Regions from separate parts of the Homo sapiens genome. Here region 2 is linked to region 1. A link is an interaction called in ENCODE POLR2A ChIA-PET data of the cell type or tissue named here. Cell type or tissue: A673. All regions are shown on one strand. Links, peaks and the distances in the headings refer to the core of each region. The heading gives the core; the rest is flanking DNA.

Region 1 (8,326 bases), core at 123-8,122:
CTAAATTACAGAGTGGCTTTCGAGCTGGTAATTATCCCTCCATTTTTCGCTGCTCTGGAAGATGGACACACAATTATGCTCTCTTGCTGTATATTAATACAGATTCTTGACATCTTCAGCAGACCTGGAGCTGTCATCGAGCTTTTTGTCTCCTTTAATTGAAAATTAATGGTTACTAGGTTGCCACGGAAACAGAGGCCACGGACGCCAATGGCGCTCACGTCTCACCGCGGGACTGGCGGCGTCAGGAGTCCGGAATGACCTTGAAAGTTAAAAGAAAAAAAAAAAAACTTAAAAAAGAAGGGGAGAGGAGGGGAGAGGAGGAGAGGAGGGGAGGGGGACAGGAGGGTGGGGGGGGTGTTCATGTCAGAACTGAGAGAGAGACAGAGAAAGAGGAGAAGGAAAGGAGTGAAAAGGGGGAAGAGGGAGAGAAAAGAGAGGAAAAGAAGAGATTAAAAATTGAAAAGAAGAGAAGAAATTCCAGGAGGTTGGGAGTGTGGATGCTGGTGAGGGGAAATTAAGTTAGTAAGTTTTACCTCTCAGCTTTTGCCTCTTACCTCTCGTGCTGTTGCTCACTTTCTCTCTCTCTCTCTCCATCTCTCTCTCCCTTTCTCTCTTTTTTAAAGACCCACTGAAACACTGGGACCTGGGTCCCCACTTCAAAATCCATGATTCTACAAATCTGTTTCAGTCAGAACGTCAGCATCTGCTGAGAGCCCCCATGAGGAAGGGACAAAGGCTCCTTTGGTGCCATGAGAGGTGGCAGGCAGAGCAGGGGCAGGGGTGAGGTGTGCCACGTGGGCACTTCTCAGGAGCCAAGCAGGCTGTGCTGTCAAAAGTGGGGGCCACGGAGGAGGCCACTGTATGGGGAGCTGGGAGCTGCCGCAACATTGTCCAGCAGACACGGGCAGGTGAGAGGGCTCTGTCTGCTGGGCCTTCAGCTTGAAAACACAACAAAAGAACTCAAGAGTCAGAGATCGGGGGCGGAGGGGGGAAGGGGATGAGGGGGGAGGGTCCAGGCAAGGAAGATAAGAGATACAGGAGGGCCATTCAGTGAGCCTCTGGGATGGCCAGTGGCTCTGTGCTTGGGAAGGTGTTTTCCTAGGAGAAGTTAGCAGGTCCAGCATAGAGGCACTGGGGACCCCTGAGTGTTCTAGCAGGAAAGGTGGGCTCTTTCCTCATCTATCCACCTTCCCAATTCCTCAGCCGAGGGCACATGCTCTAGAAAAGCAACTCAATTCAACCATTATTGGATGCCTACAGTGAACCAGCAGCCAAGCTAGACTTTGGGGTCACAACAAACCAGACACAGATCCTGCCTAGAAAGCCTCAAAATCGAAGCCGGGAGTAGACAGACATGAATAGACAATTGGAAAGTTAGCGACCCCCTCGAAGATTTCTCTGCAAGGATGTTCACCTCAGTATTATTTATAATGGCAAAAATCTAGAAATGGATGGATGACCAACAGGTGATGACTGATAAAATGATATGCCTTATGCCCAAAGACAGAGCACTATACAGTCATTTTAAATTATGTTGGAGAAGAATATGTCATGACCTGGGGAAAAAGTTATCAATATTTTATTTAATAAAAATATTAGTTGACAAAATGGTGATGTATTCATGATTCCATGATCTTGTTTCTGAACTTTTAAAGACATGTGTACATTAAACATGTAACAAAAAGTTACATATATGTGTATGTAAATGTGTGAGTGCGTGTGAGTGTATATTTGTGAATATGTGTGTGTGAATGTGTGTGTCCATGTGAGTGTGTGTAAATGTGTGTTTGAGAGTCAGCTTAAAAAAAACTAGGAGATACACTAAAGTCGTACCATGGTTATCTCTGGGTGGGAAGATTATGGCTGATCTTTATTTCCTTTTTTATGCTTTTCTGTATTTTCCTTTTTTTTTTTTTTTTTTTTTTTTGAGATGGAGTCTCACTCTGTCACCTAGGCTGGAGTGCAGTGGCTGGATCTTGGCTCACTGCAACCTCTGCCACCCAGGTTCAAGCGATTCTCCTGCTCAGCCTCCCGAGTAGCTGGGATTACAGGCACCTGCCACCACGCCTGGCTAATTTTTATAGCTTTAGCAAAGACGGGGTTTCACCATCTTGGCCAGGCTAGTTTTGAACTCCTGACCTCATGATCCACGCGCCTCAGCCTCCCAAAGTGCTGGGATTACAGGCATGAGCCACCATGCCTGGCCTGTATTTTCCATTTTTTTAAACAATAAATATACATAACTTCTATTAACAGAACAAAAAGAAAAGAAAAGGTGTTTTTAAAATTCTAGAACCAGGCCCCTAGAGATAAAATCCCCAATAAGGTGCTCCTCACACACTTCTGCAGGGACTGGGCCTCCTTGCCTAAGGCTTTCCCCCACAAATCAGACCCAGCAAAGCTTTTCCCCAATTACCAGAACCCCATCCTAGGTTCTCATTCCCCTCCCCCTACAACACTCTCCCCATCCCCAGCCTGCTGGCCAGGGTGTCCAGAGATAGGGACACCCAAGCAGGGCTGCAGGGTGGGCCAGGGGAGCAGGCCCTGCAGCCTGGGATGTGGATGCCAGGAACTCCTTCTCTTTGGTTCCCAGGTGGACCTTTAAGGTAGCACCACTGCCTTCAGCATCATATTTGGACTCACATGCAGGCCACCAGCTATCAAGGGCTAGGAAAGGGTCTCTCATTCACTGGGGCCCCAGTAGCTGGCTGGACCTCAGCAACTCTTTGCTAAGCTGAATATCAACAGTGGATAGTTATGGAGTAACTGCTCATCATTACAACTCTAAGGTACATATTACTATCTCATTTCACAGACCCTGCAGCTAAGGTCCAGAGAGGCTAATTGACTGGCTCCAAGGCACATAGATGATCAGTCACAGAGCTGGAACCCAACCCCAGGGATGATCTGCCTCCAGGTTTGTACTCTCTGTGCCTGTTTCTTCCCTTGCCAGGTCCAGAAAACCCAGGTACAAGTGGAGTCTCCCTGAATGGCTAGGGTTTCTAGAATAGACTCCATTCTGGGAAGGTCACCATGAAAAACTGCATCTTTTCATGGTCTTGGCACCCCTGGCTTGCCCTTGGCAGGGCTGGAAGAGTTACCCCTAGTTAAAGTGGGAACTTTGGAGAAAGCCTGGCTGGGATGAGGGCTTCTAGAAAATGCATCCTCTCTGCCTCTCACCAGATACATCCTTAACTCACTCACCTGGCAAATGGGAGCTCTGTTCCATACCCCTAATTCACTTCTCTACCCCTGCCCAGTCTCAGCTTCCAAAATCAGATTTCCACACCCCTTCCCCCAGGAAGCTTTCAGCCAAGTCACTTCAAATTGCCACACTTATTCCTGTACTCTGCCTCAATAATAAATAAAGCTACCCTATGGCGTATGTCTTCTGTCCTCCATGGCAGGCCCTATGCCAAGCACTTCGCACGTGTCCACTCCCTCTATCTTCCTGACAAGTTTATGAGGAGGTGCTATGATTTTATCCCACTGAGGCATAGAAAGTTAGCCAGCTTGCCCAATGTGACATAGCAAATCAGTGGCAGAGCCAAAAGGTGACCCCTTGCAGTCTGAAACCAGAAGCCACGTTCTTCACTACCACACCAATGGCAATGCAAGGATATGAGGTTTCACTAGAATTGTGGTGCACTGGATGACCTGGAAATCAGTAGCCCATTTGGCTGGACTCTTGTGACATGTCAATGATGAGGCAGGTTGGGGTAATGGTCTTTCCCCAGAACAGGGGATCTTGCATGTGTAGACAGGTGGAAACAGGCTCACCTCCTCTCTGGAGGTAGACTGCATCTGCTTCATTGAGCTGGGAGCCTCTCAGGGCAAGGTCAATTGTGTTCTCACTGGTCCTGCCACCCACACTCAGGACATGAGGGAGGGTTCCGGGGTGGGGGTCGGGGGGCGACTGGCTGCTCCACTGGCTGGCAGACCAGCTATAGGGACAGGTATAGGGGAAGGGTCCCAGGTAAGGGCCATCTGTGCCTCTGCCCCATCCCTGGCTGAGCCCCAAGACCCAGAGGAGGCCTGACTTTCTCTTCCCTCCACCTCCCTCCACCCCCATACCAGCCCTTCTCCACCTCCCCCCTGTCCTTCCCTCCACCTCCCCACCTCATCCCTGCCCACTTCCCTCCCCGCCCAGTTTCCCAGAGCCAGAACAAACAAGAAGACAAACCCAGCCGCAGCGGCAGCGGTGGCAGCGAGGGGAGCAGGGAACTTGCCTTCATTTCCCTGGCTTCCCTGATCCCGACCTTAATCCCCGCTCAGCATCCTGTCAGCCGGGTTGTTCTCAAGCTGACATTGCTGCAGGCGCCTTCTTGGCAGCCTTTCCTCAGATCTGCCTCCTCCGGGGACTTCTAAAGAGGAGCCTGAGGTTTCTCTGTTACAGCCGGCTTCACTTGCTGCCCTCAAGCAAAGCCTGGGCTCCCAGGGGGCCGTAGGGAGCGGGGGCTGAGCGGGGGCAGTGCCAGGCCTGACGTTTGGGAAGAAGAGAGGAGAATGGAGGTGGCTGGACCCCAGAGGCTTCCACAGTGGGGGTCAGGCCTGGAGCAGGAGCCCAACCAGTGCTGTGGGTCTGCTCAAAGCAGGGAGGGACTTGCTCAGGTGTGCAGGCCTAAGAAACTCAGGGGAAACTGAGGCTGGAGCCCAGAGAATTCAGGCTGGCGCTAGTTCTGGCTGTAGAGGAAGCCAAGTGGTCTGCAAGTTTCTGAGCCTGCAGGGAGATCACAGCTCAGAGTGGGTTTGGAGAGAGGGGCAGCTGGAGCCTGCACTGTGTGTGAAAGAAAACACAGACATACACATTCATCAGTGGACGTGCTGAACACCTGCTGGGTCCTGGGAGCCAGACGGGAAAAGCAGCCTGGTGAGAGGGATGCGGGTGAGCTCCCCAACAGACAGACCCCAGTCCCCACTCTGCCGTGGGGTCGCTGTGTGGCCTCAGACCGGTCACTTGGCTTTTCTGAAGCCCATTTTTCTCATCTATAAGGTGTGTGGTGGGTAGGGGGAGGTCATCAGGGAAAGCATCCTTGCAGGATCGATGTGAAGTTTAGAGTCAGCGTGTGCAGAGCACCTGGGGTTGAGGATGATTTTTACCATTCATGTCACTGTCCACAGGGACATTAGTCTGGAGCTTTGTCTGGGTTTTCACAAGTGGAACTCTGTGTGGAGGGGAGTCGCATGAGGGCACGCGTGTGTGCAAGTAAGCAAGTGAGTGTCCATGTGGGAGTCTGGGCAGGACTCCCATGAAGCTGCCACACATCTGAAATCAGGCTCAGCCCACAGCCTGAACAAACATCTGGGACCATAGGTCTGGCCAGCTCTGCCGTCCCCATACACCCCCACCCTCCAGTTGTGATACACCCATTCTGCCAAGGGGATAGGGATGTAAGAGGCTCCTGGAAGCCCAGGAAAGGTGCTCCTTAAGCTCCCCCACCTCTTTCAGCCCCCCTCCGGGGACTCCCTCAGAGCCATAAGTGCTCCAGGGACTGAATTGGAAGGGAGTGCCTGAGACCCCAGGTGCTCAGCTTCTTGGGAGAGAGCTCAGGGTGCAAGCTGGGTGGGCTGTATGAGAGTCCATAGGGTCCCAAAGGCAGAGGGGTTGAGTGAGTGGCAGAGAGGGTGCCTCTCCATCCACCTCTCCATTCCAGAGTGGGAGGGAGGGAGTCCTGGAGAGGGGGCTATAAAGCAGGATCTGGATTCAGTCCCTCTACCTCCCTAATAGGGCCTCTCCCTGGATCAGTAAAAAAACAAAAGCACCAGCTCTTCCTGTTGCCAGGGTTGATGTAGCCGGGTGGCCTTAGGCAAGTGACTAAACCTCTCTGACCCTTGCTGTCCTCATCAGTAAAATGGGAATAGTATTGCCTGTCGGTGTTGCGGTGCAGTGAAAAACAAAGCAGTACATGCAAAGCACAATGCCTGGCATGTGGTAGATGCTCCAAGGTGTGCACAACATCCCAGCTGACACAAAGTTTTGACTCGGGCTGTGGCGGGTATGTCTGTATGAGCATTACTTGGTAATAAGAAATAGAATGTTGACAGCGTTTTAGGTTCCAAAAATGGATATGAATGTCAAAAAGTCAAAGCAGCCAGGTAAAAATGTCGTGTAACAGCCAGGCATGGTGGCATGCACCTGTAGTCCCAGCTACTCGGAAGGCTGAGGCAGGAGAATCGCTTGAGCCCAGGAATTCGAGGCTGCAGTGCGCTATGATTTGATTGTGCCACTGCACTCCAGCCTGGGCCACATAGCAAGACCCTGTCTCTGAAAAACAAAAGCACAAAGCAAAACGAAAAGCATCATGTAACAGCTTGGCACATATAGGTATTGGTAAATTATATTTTCCTTCCTCTCTTCCTCCCTCCCTTCCTTTGGACCAAATAAATTTTATCATTCTCCAACCAAATCATTCTCACTCTTTGGGGGAAGTCAAATTCCCTCCTGACCTAACCATGATGCTTGCATCTCATCTTTATGCGTTGGGCAGGGGGGTTGCCTCCAGGGCCCACATAGGGCACTGTTGTCTCCCAGTCTTTGGGAAACCACCAGTCCAAGAACTCTCAGGAACTTGCTAACCATGCTGATTCCTGCCCCCCACCCCCCCGACCTGCTGAATCAACGCCAGGAAAGGAGCCTGGGGATCCGCATTTAATAAGCTCCCCTGTGAATCTGACACCCACTAAATTAGAAAACCGCCTCCTTAGCACTTTTTCTCTTTTGCCCTTGGCCCATATGTGCTCTTGTTTGTCAGACCGTGTTTAAAGTCCTTGTCTTGGGAAGGTGGCTGCTTCACCCCGCAGCCAGGAGATTCCTGTGGGATGCTCCCTGCAAGAACCCCGAGGTCACTGGGCAGGATTCTGCCCTGCACCTTAATCCCATGGCACCTGTATATATTCATCCCCCACAGTCTGCAGGAGTTGGGGGCTTCTGGGCCCATTTTCCATAGTGGATGCTATATTCCTCAAAGGTCAGAACCTCTGGGTCCCCCCAGCAGGTGGCCTGGGATACAACCAGGGCTCCATGTCAAACAAAGACATTGTCTCCCTGCCCTGGCACTCAAAAAGACAGGCTCAGGTGGGGGCAGGTGCCCTTCCAGCTTCCCAAGAGCCTCCCTGCACTGGGGGTTGGGGAGCAGGGCAGCCTTCTGCTGCTTCTTCCTTCCCTGGCTTGTCACCCAAAGGAGGCTCACCTTAATGTTTAGGAAAGGGTGGAGAAGGGGACACTTCTCAGACCTCTGATGACTCACCATTCCCCAAATTCCAACCCCCACACCCTTATAACTACTCCCATCACCTTAGAATGAGTGAGGGCAACCAGAACTTTACCAAGGGAGGCATCCTTGGGAGGAGGAGGCAGTGGGGTGTGTGAGGCTCTTCTGGACTCAGAGGCCTGAGTGTGAAGTTCTGGCTCCTCATCAGCCAGTTGCACAGACCATGGCAAGCCCTCCTCCAGTTCTCTCACCTGGGAAGCAGCCATTAAAAGTTGTGAGGCCTCAGAGAGACCACGGGGATGAAAGTGCTAAGTGAACATGAGGTATGGATCTTTTTTTTTCTTATTTTATAGAATTAATCCTTTTGCATCCTCCCCCAACAACAGGTGCAGGCTACCTAGGAAGACCCTGTCCAACTGCCTCCTTTCTGGGAGTCCAGCCTCAAGCTGTCTGGCTCTTAAAACAAGCCCATCTGTCTGGGAGGTTTCAGAGGCAGCTGGGAGGGGCCCCCAACCACCCCAGCCCATTCCAAATAGGTGGAGTGGGAGAACCTGGTTCTGAGGCAGCCTCTAGCCATGATGCCCACCCCGGGGATGTCAGGGGAGGCGAGGAGAGGAGGCACCAGGGGAAGAGGACTCTGGGAGCCAGATTCCGAAACTCCTATGGGCGTGAGATCAGAAACCCAAACCCTGCCCCCCACCTCCCCACCCCTTAAGCCACCGTCCGGAAAAAATAAACTATTTCCTGCAACCAGCTCCGAAACAAAGTCTGTGAATGCACAGTGACACATATTACATAAATAGAAGCCACAGAGGGGAAAAGCCTGTTTTCTCTTTCATTATTTATCACTCTCTAACCATCTCCAGCTGGGTGAGTAAACAGGCGCATTGGCCCATAATGAGGAACAGACTGCTGCCGTGGGGCTGCCGGAGGGGCGCGTGTGTGAGCATGAGAGTGTGTGGATGTTTCTGTCTGTCTGTCCCTGAGAGGGAAGCGTGGGAGCCTGAAAAGGCAGGCTTGTGGGGGCATCAGATTCCAGAGGACAAGGGGGGAGCCACCTGGTGCCCCCGCTGGAGTGGAACAGAGCCAGTCTGTTGCCTCCTTGCCATGAG
Region 2 (8,326 bases), core at 32-8,031, 270 kb before region 1:
TGCATATGCCACATAGGTCACACTGGCAGACACATGAACTACAGCTAATTTGAAGCATGGCAGAATGCCTGCAACCCTCCTAGAACATAAAAGGATGGAGGCTTGTGAGAACCATGGCCCAGTAACTTCTCTGTCTCCCCTGAAAGACAGTTCCTCATGCCCTCCTGAGTTCTGATGAGGCCAGAGGCTCTGTCCCAGACCTCAGAATAGGGCTGCAGGTTATGAAACCACTTATCTGCCTCTAGAGTAGATTCCTCAGCAGTGGAATGTCCCACAACTCATATTGCAGTTGTCTGGCCCCTTTTGTTTTGGGGTGTGGGACAAGAGCCATGAGGAGCTGGCACCTTTGCCTAATCTTTCCCTTGTTGTCTGTGTAAATAATAAATTGACTGAAAGTAAAAGTGGCTCATTGCTGACATTGTGCCACTGCACTCCAGCCTGGCCACAGAGCAAGACTCCTTGAAAAAAAAAAAAAGCGGCTAATTGCATTATTAGCAGTCAAATCAGTCAGGACTTGGCTTTGGCGCAGCCTTGTCTCACATGAGCTTAACAAGTGACAAATGACAGACTGAGACAAGATATTTGCAATTTCTAACATAGAATAATATCTAGTTTTTTTTCCAAGATGGCTGCCTGGAAGCATTTTAATCACACCTCATCCACTTAGAAGAACCAAATAGTGTGTAGACAATCACACTTTGAATACATTATCCAAGAGGGAACTTGAGAGTTCAACAGAAAAGCAAAAGAAAAGTCCAAAATCAAGGAAATAGAAAGAAAACAGGAAGCTTGTGTAGTTGGGACCAGCTGGGAACCAGAACAGACCCTCCCAAATGGGAGAGAGTGAGTGAGAGTCTTTCTGTGATCCACTTTCCCACTGGGGAATCATACAATCCAGGACATGGGAGTGCAACTTGACTCTCCAATCCCTGAATCTAACTTACAGAGCAGCTGGGAGACTGTGAGAAGAAACTTCCCCATGGAGGTAGCATGCCCTGGGTTTCACACCCTTCCTGAGACCTAAGAAACTGCCATTCTTGATCCTTGCTCTTAAAAAATTGTGTGTGGTCCTAGGAACCAGTGATGGCAGTCTTAGGCATTAAGGAAACTCAGGCTGCAACTTGCAGAACCAGGGCTTCAGTGAGGAATAGGTTCCCACAACCAGGACTAAGAAGTAAGCATAGTGTGGACTTCAGCTTCAATGCTGGAACAGGGTACACCTCCTCCCCAAAACCTGAGCAGGATGAGATTTGCCTCAGTGACTTGGTTGAGCTGGGCAGGGGTTCCTATAGCCCAGGGCTAAGTTACAGGCCAGGTGCAAACTGCCTGGCCTGACTGAACACTGGGTTTACTATGACAGCCAGGATATGGGAGGGAGCCCCACCACGACGGGGGCATAAGAGGAATGCAAATCCTCAACCAGTTGCCAAATCTGTGGCTACTGGGACCACCCCCACACTCCCTGTAGCAGGACCTCAGTGCAACAATGCTTGCCCCTCACTGAAGCATTTTGCCAGGGGCCTGAGTACTGCTCCATCCCCCTGTAGCAGCTGGTGCATGCACTCGCCATTGGAGGGTCTGAGTATCAGCTTTCCTGGCCAAGTTGTGCCCAGCTTCATCCTACCTCCCACCCCGAGACAGAGTGCAGAATCTAAGCTCCGAGGGGTTTCACAACCCAATCCACCACCTGGGACACCCACACACTTCCCCCTATGCAGGACAGAAGTCAGGCAAAAACACCCTACCACTCCCACCTCAGCTGGCTTCTACCTTCAAGCTCCACCTACTGACCTGAAGGCCGGTCCACACAGCCCATTGCAACCACTGCCAACACAAAAACACAGCACTCAGGACCAAGAAGAAGAACTCGCCACTACTGCTATTGCCATCACCCATGCCACTTTGGCTGTCCAGGAGTTGAGAGCCCACTCACCTGCCAAGTACACCACTACTGCAACTGACCTTAGAAAAAGCCACCCCAGATGCCCAAGAATCAGCCTGCCTAGGCCCATCAATACAAGTGCCAGTGTACGCTGCCCTAGGTCACAAGAATAGACATGCTTAGCCCACCACTGCTACTACTGAAACCTAAAGGCCCATCTGGCATTTCAGTCCCCAGCACAACTTCACCATAGTCTCCACCAATAACTACATCCAAACACACCAAGGAAACCACAGATACTACCAACACTATTTATAGCCAAATAACTCATACAGAGTCTTCACCACTGCACACATCCAGAAGCAAAGCTTAAGGGTACTACCAAAACAAGATTATAGTCACATCTTCAAGAAAAAAGCCTCCCCCTCCCCTCATGAGAGTAAATTCAAACACAGAAGAAATGACTATTACACCAGATGTGCAGAAATTAATGTAAAGAAATGTGGCAGGCCAATTCTCCCTGACAATCACATAGACAGACCTGCATAGCACTCCAGTTACACAGACAGATTTCCACAGCACTGCCTTAACATTGAGCAAATAGTTAAACCTAAGGAAATCAGTGCCCAGACATCAAAGCTAGGAATGAAACATATGGTCAGTAGGACCTTACCTGGGCTTCTCCTTAACCTGGAGCAAGCCAAATAGTAGAGGCAGTCTTACATTCCTAGTGCCAGGGCCCAACTTGGGTTGACAAAATCTGAGATGACCCGAGGTAACAGGGGCAGCTGTTTGAATAGATTCATTGCAGAGTCTAAAGAAAATCTCTGGACCAAACTATAAAGGAGATAAGATAGAAATAATCACTCCGGTACCGCAGTAGACAGGCCTTGAAGGTACTGGGGCTCTCAAAGCTTAATCGGACTTAACAAGCCTTTTTTTTTTTTTTTTTTTTGCCTCCGACCTTCTAGTTGAAACAAAATTAGTTACCAATAGACAGGTGAATGCTATACTGCACATAGGCACATAACCCAACCTACGTAAGCACTAAGAAAATTGTAAAATGTTTAGTTGGTCTGGTGGAATTATCTCTGGCCTTCTCCCTGTATCCAGTTACAGCAATAAATTCCCTTCTTTCCTAGTTTGCCTGCTTCTCATTATTGGGCCTTGAGAAAAAGCAGCTGGACCTGGCCTGGTTCCAGGAACAGAAACAGGAAACATTAAAAAGCAAGGTAATATGACACCCTGAAAGGAACACAATAATTCTTCAGCAATAAATCCTAACCAAAAAGAAATCCTTCAAATCTCAGATAAAGAATTCAAAATATTGATTTTGATTCAGAGACAAGATGAAGGATAGGAGACAGGGCGAATGTGCAGCTCCCACTTGGACAGACAGAACAGTGTGTGGAGACTCACACCATGATCTTTTGCTCCAAGAACCACTGCAGAAACATATCAGGAAAACCAAAAGAATCCACAGATTCTTTGAAAGAAGCAGCATGCCACTGCAAATTCCATGAGACAGGCAAAAAAAACTGTGAGTTCACAAAGTGTGAGGGGGGGAAAACCTGCCTCCAAACACACATTTCACCAGGGAATCTGAAAATCCATATCATGAGAGAAGGATTTAACCTTACCTGGAGCTAAAATGGATTTAGGAAGTTGCATGACACATAAAACTAGAAGAAGCAGTGGGAAGTGCCTTCCCTGCAGACACTCCCAGTCTCCAGCTCAAGCCCAGGGAAGCCACCCCTGACTATATCTCACACAGGCCCTCAGGGAAGGCATCCAGCAGAATTAGGGAGGGGTCACAGGGTGAAAGAAGCTCCCAACTGAAATTAGTAGTAATTTCAACTGGGCACAAATTTTCTTGAGCAGAATCCAGGGGATGAATGGGAACTGCTGCAGATATGAGCACAGGAGCTGCTGCCAACAGTGTGGGCAGATGGGGAGGGTTGAAGCCTGAAAGCCATGCTTGCTTTCTCAGTGGGGAAGCTCATGGCTTGGGGCAAGTTCTGAATGGAGCACTGAGGGGGCAAGACTGGCCTTGCCAACTGCATGAGAGCTGGATGAGGCCTCTCGCTACCAGCTATCCCCCACTTCCCTGATGAACTATAAGACACAGCAGAAGCAGTCAAAATCCCCTCTGGAACATAATACCATTGGCCTGAGAATCACCCCACCATCCTTCACAGTGGCTATGGCAAGCTCTGCCCAAGGAGAGTCTGAACCCAGACCCACTTAACTCTGCCACCCACCTGATGGTATTTCTCTATGTTCTCTGGTAGCTGACTAAAAAGAAACTCTTGGGAGCTTTATGGCCCCACCCAACACCTGAGAAACTAAAATACTTATCTTGTCCAACTCAGGACATACTTGGATCCCCCTACTATTACCACAGATGGTGCTCTCTTGAAAACCCAACCTCTTGTTTGGAGGCCAACCAACACAAGCCATCACAGCAACTCATGACAGAACAATCCTGATCCCAAGAAAGAGAAGACAACAGCAATTCCACTGCTTGCAATATCCTGGCTGGCCAAAGGTCCTGAGTGTGTCCACGTGATATGGTTTTGCTGTGTCCCCACCCAAATCTCATCTTGAATTGTAGCTCTCATAATTCCCATGTCTCATGGGAGGGACTCAGTGGCAGGTAATTGAATTATGGTGGCAGGTCTTTCCCGTGCTGTTCTCATGATAGTGAATAACTCTCATGAGATCTGATGGTTTTATAAGGGGGAGTTTCCCTGCGCAAGTTCTCTCTCTTTGCCTGCCACCACCCATGTAAGACATGACTTGCTCCTCCTTTCCTTCCACCATGATTGTGACCCCTCCTCAGCCACATGGAACTGCGAATCCATTAAACCTCTTTTTCTTCCCAGTCTCAGGTATATCTTTATCAGCAGTATGAAAATGCACTAATACACCACATGATAACTTCACTGCCAGCATAACCAGCATTTGACAAAGCCAGCACACTAAACATATCTACAACCAAAGACTCTCACAGAGTGTACTTCACTCCCCTTTCACCAGAGCAGCTGTTGGGAGACCTGAAGATGGGTCACATCACAGGACTCTTTGCAGACATTCTCCAGCACCAACCCAGAGCCTGGTAGTCCCACTGGATGGCCACAACCAGAAGAGCAATAACAATCACTGCAGTCTGGTTCTAAGGAAGTCTCATCCTTAGGGGAAGGGAGAGAGTGCCACACCAAGGGATCACCCTTTGAAACAAGAGAATCTGAACAGCTGAACAGCAGGCCTTGAGTTCCAGATCTTTCCATTGAAATAGTCTACCCAAATGAGAAGGAACCAGAAAAACAATTCTAGTAATATGATAAAACAGGGTTCTATAACATCCCCAAAAGATCACACCAGCTACCCAGCAATGGATCCAAATCAAGAAGAAATCTCTGAATTGCCAGATAAAGAGTTCAGAAGGTTGATTATTAAGCTCCTAAGGGAGATAACACGGAAAGGTGAAAAACAACTTAAATAATCTTTTTTTAAAATACAGAATATGGATGAAAAATTCTCCAGAGAAATAGTTATCATAAAGTAAAAACAATCACAACTTCTGGAAATGACATACACACTTAGAGAAATACAAAATGCAATGGAAAATTTCAACAATAGACTAGAACAAGTAGAAGAAAGAACTTCAGAGCTTGAAGACAAGGCTTTTGAATTAATGCAGATAAAGACATAGAAAAATGAATTTTTAAAAAAAGAACAAATCCTCCAATAAATTTGGGATTAAGTTAAATAGCCAAACCTAAGAATAATTTCTGTTCCTGAGGAAAAAGAGAAATCTAAAAGTTGGGAAAACTTACTTGAGGCATTAATTGAGGAAAATTTCCCTGGCCTTGCTAGAGATCTAGACATCCAAATACAAGAAGCTCAAAAGACACCTGGGAAATTCATCTCCAAAAGATCATCACCTAGGCACATAGTCATCGGATTATCTAAAGTCAAGATGAAGGAAGAATCTTAAGAGCTGTAAGACAAAAGCATCAGGTAACCTATAAAGGAAAACCCATCAGATTAATAGCAGATTTCTCAGCAGAAACCTTACAAGCCAGAAGAGGTTGGGGTTTGATCTTTAGCATCCTGAAACAAAATAATTATCAGTGAAAAATTTTGTATTCAGCAAAACTAGCTTCATAAATGAAGGAGAGATAAAGCCTTTTTCAGACAAACAAATGCTGAGAGAATTTGCCACTATTAAGCAGCACTACAAGAACTGCCAAAAGGAGTTCTAAGTCTTGAAACAAAACCTCAAAATACACCAATGTTACATACACTGCAGGTTTATAGCAGCACAATTCACAATTGCAAAAATATGGAACCAGCCTAATTGCCCATCAACCAACAAATGGATAAAGAAAATGTGGTATATATACACAATGGAATACTATTCAGCCATAAAAAGGAATGAAATAAGGTCATTTGCAGACTCACCTGGATGAATTCGGAGACCATTATTCTAACTGAAGTAACTCAGGAATGGAAAACCAAATGTTGTATATTCTCACTTATAAGTTGGAGCTAAGCTATGAGGACACAAAGACATAAGGATGATATAATGGACTTTGGGGGCTCAGGGGGAAGGATGAAAGGGTGTGAAGGATAAAAGACTATACATTGGATACAGTATACACTGCTCAGATGACAGGTGCACCAAAATCTCAGAAATTACCACTAAAGAACGTATCCATGTAACCAAAAATCACCTGTTCCCCCAAAACTACTGAAATTTAATTTAAATTTAAAACACGAAACAAAATATTGATTTTAAGGAAACTCAAGATGCAAGAGATGCAAAAGAAATCAAAATAAATGCAAAGCACTCAGAAAATTAATTCAGGATATGAATGAGAAATTTACCAAAGCATAAATATCTACCTTAAAAAAAACCAGAAACTCTAAAACTAAAAAATTCATTGAAAGGAATACAAAATACATTCAAAATCTTCAATAATAGACTATGCCAGGCAGAAGAAAGAATTTCTGAACTTGAAGGCAGGTATTTTGAAATAATCCAGTCAGACACAAATAAAGAAACAAAATGAATAAAGCCTTTGAGACATTTGGGACTACATAAGGTGACAAAACTTACAAATTATCAGTATTCCCAGGGATGAAGAGAGATCCAAAAGCTTAATAAAACTATCTAATGAAATAATAGATGAAAACTTTTCAAGTCTAGCAAAAGATTTAGACATCTATTTAGAGGAGGCTCAACAATCCCCAGGCAAATACAATGTAAAAAGTTTGCCACAGCATATTAAAAGCAAACTGTCTAAAGTCAAAGTGAAAGAAAAAAATCTAAAATCAGTAAGAGAAAAGATGTCTAACCATTTATAGAAGAACCCCCATCAGTCTAACAGTGGACTTCTCAGCAGAAACCTTCCTGGCCAGAAGAAAATGGGATGACATACTCAAAGTGCTGATAGAAATTTTTAAAAAACTGGTAGCCAAGAATTCTACATACAGCTAGATTAAGCTTTGTAAATGAAGGAGAAATAAAGTCTTTCCCATCCAAGCAAATGCTGAGGGACTTCATCACCACCAGAGCAGTCCTACATGAAATACTCAAAGGAGTCCTAAACTTGGAAGTGAAAAGCTGATATTAACCATCATGAAAACACATGAAAGTATAAAACTCACTAGTAAAGCAATTACACAAAGAAGGTAGAGAAAAGAATCAAATGACACTACTGCAAAATTTCACCAAACCACAAAGACAAACAATGAGAGAAAAAGAAAAAAACAAAGACTTGATAGAACAACTAGAAAATAATTAGCAATATGAGAGAAACAAAACCCCACATATCAATATTAACTTTAAATGTAAATGCATTAAATGCTCCACTTAAATGATATAGATTGGCTGAATTAATTTTTTTAAACATGATTCGACTATATGCTGCTTACAAGAAACTCACATTATCTATAAAGACATATACAGACTGAAAGCAAAGTGTGGAAAAAGATATTCCATGCAAATGGAAACCAAAAGTGATCAGGAGTAGCTATACTTATGTAGTATAAAACAGACTTTAAATGAAAAACAACATAAAAAGACAAATAAGGTTATTATATACTGATAAAAGGATTGATTCAGCAAGAGGATAAAACAATTCTGAATATATATGTACCCAACACTGGAGCACCTAGATTCATAAAACAAATAATATTAGACCTAAAGAGATAGACAGCAATACAATAATAATGAAGGCCTTCAACACCCCACTCACGGTATTAAACAGTTTATCTACAAAATGATCTAAAATCAACAAAGAAACATTGGACATAATTGGACGTTAGAACAAATCAACAGACATCTAGAGAACATTCTACCCAACAATTGCAGAATATACATTCTTTCAGCAGCCCTTGGAAACTTCTCCAAGATAGACCATATAGTAGGCTACA

What was found. Peaks named below come from ENCODE experiments on the same cell type or tissue, not always from the same donor. Only the 100,000 strongest peaks of a DNase experiment are listed, where the experiment ranks them.
Region 2: POLR2A ChIA-PET joins it to region 1 with 13 read pairs; 2 of 35 experiments call an interaction of 5 or more read pairs at or near these places.

What each region holds. Positions count from the first base shown.
Region 1 is chr6:41,523,964-41,532,289 of GRCh38, forward strand. FOXP4-AS1 (FOXP4 antisense RNA 1) reads right to left here. Exons shown (of 2, transcript NR_126415.1): 2 at 1-262. Among named protein-coding and RNA genes, the nearest start is that of FOXP4, 18 kb to the right of the region's middle. RefSeq lists enhancers at 7,689-8,259, 8,014-8,326, 8,260-8,326. In A673, for the core only: no CTCF peak of the experiment used is centred there; DNase peaks (open chromatin) are centred at 4,338 and 8,058; H3K4me3 peaks cover 34 bases; H3K27ac peaks cover 433 bases.
Region 2 is chr6:41,254,453-41,262,778 of GRCh38, forward strand. No RefSeq gene overlaps it. Among named protein-coding and RNA genes, the nearest start is that of TREM1, 28 kb to the right of the region's middle. In A673, for the core only: no CTCF peak of the experiment used is centred there; DNase peaks (open chromatin) are centred at 3,069, 3,389 and 3,699; H3K4me3 peaks cover 691 bases; H3K27ac peaks cover 4,351 bases.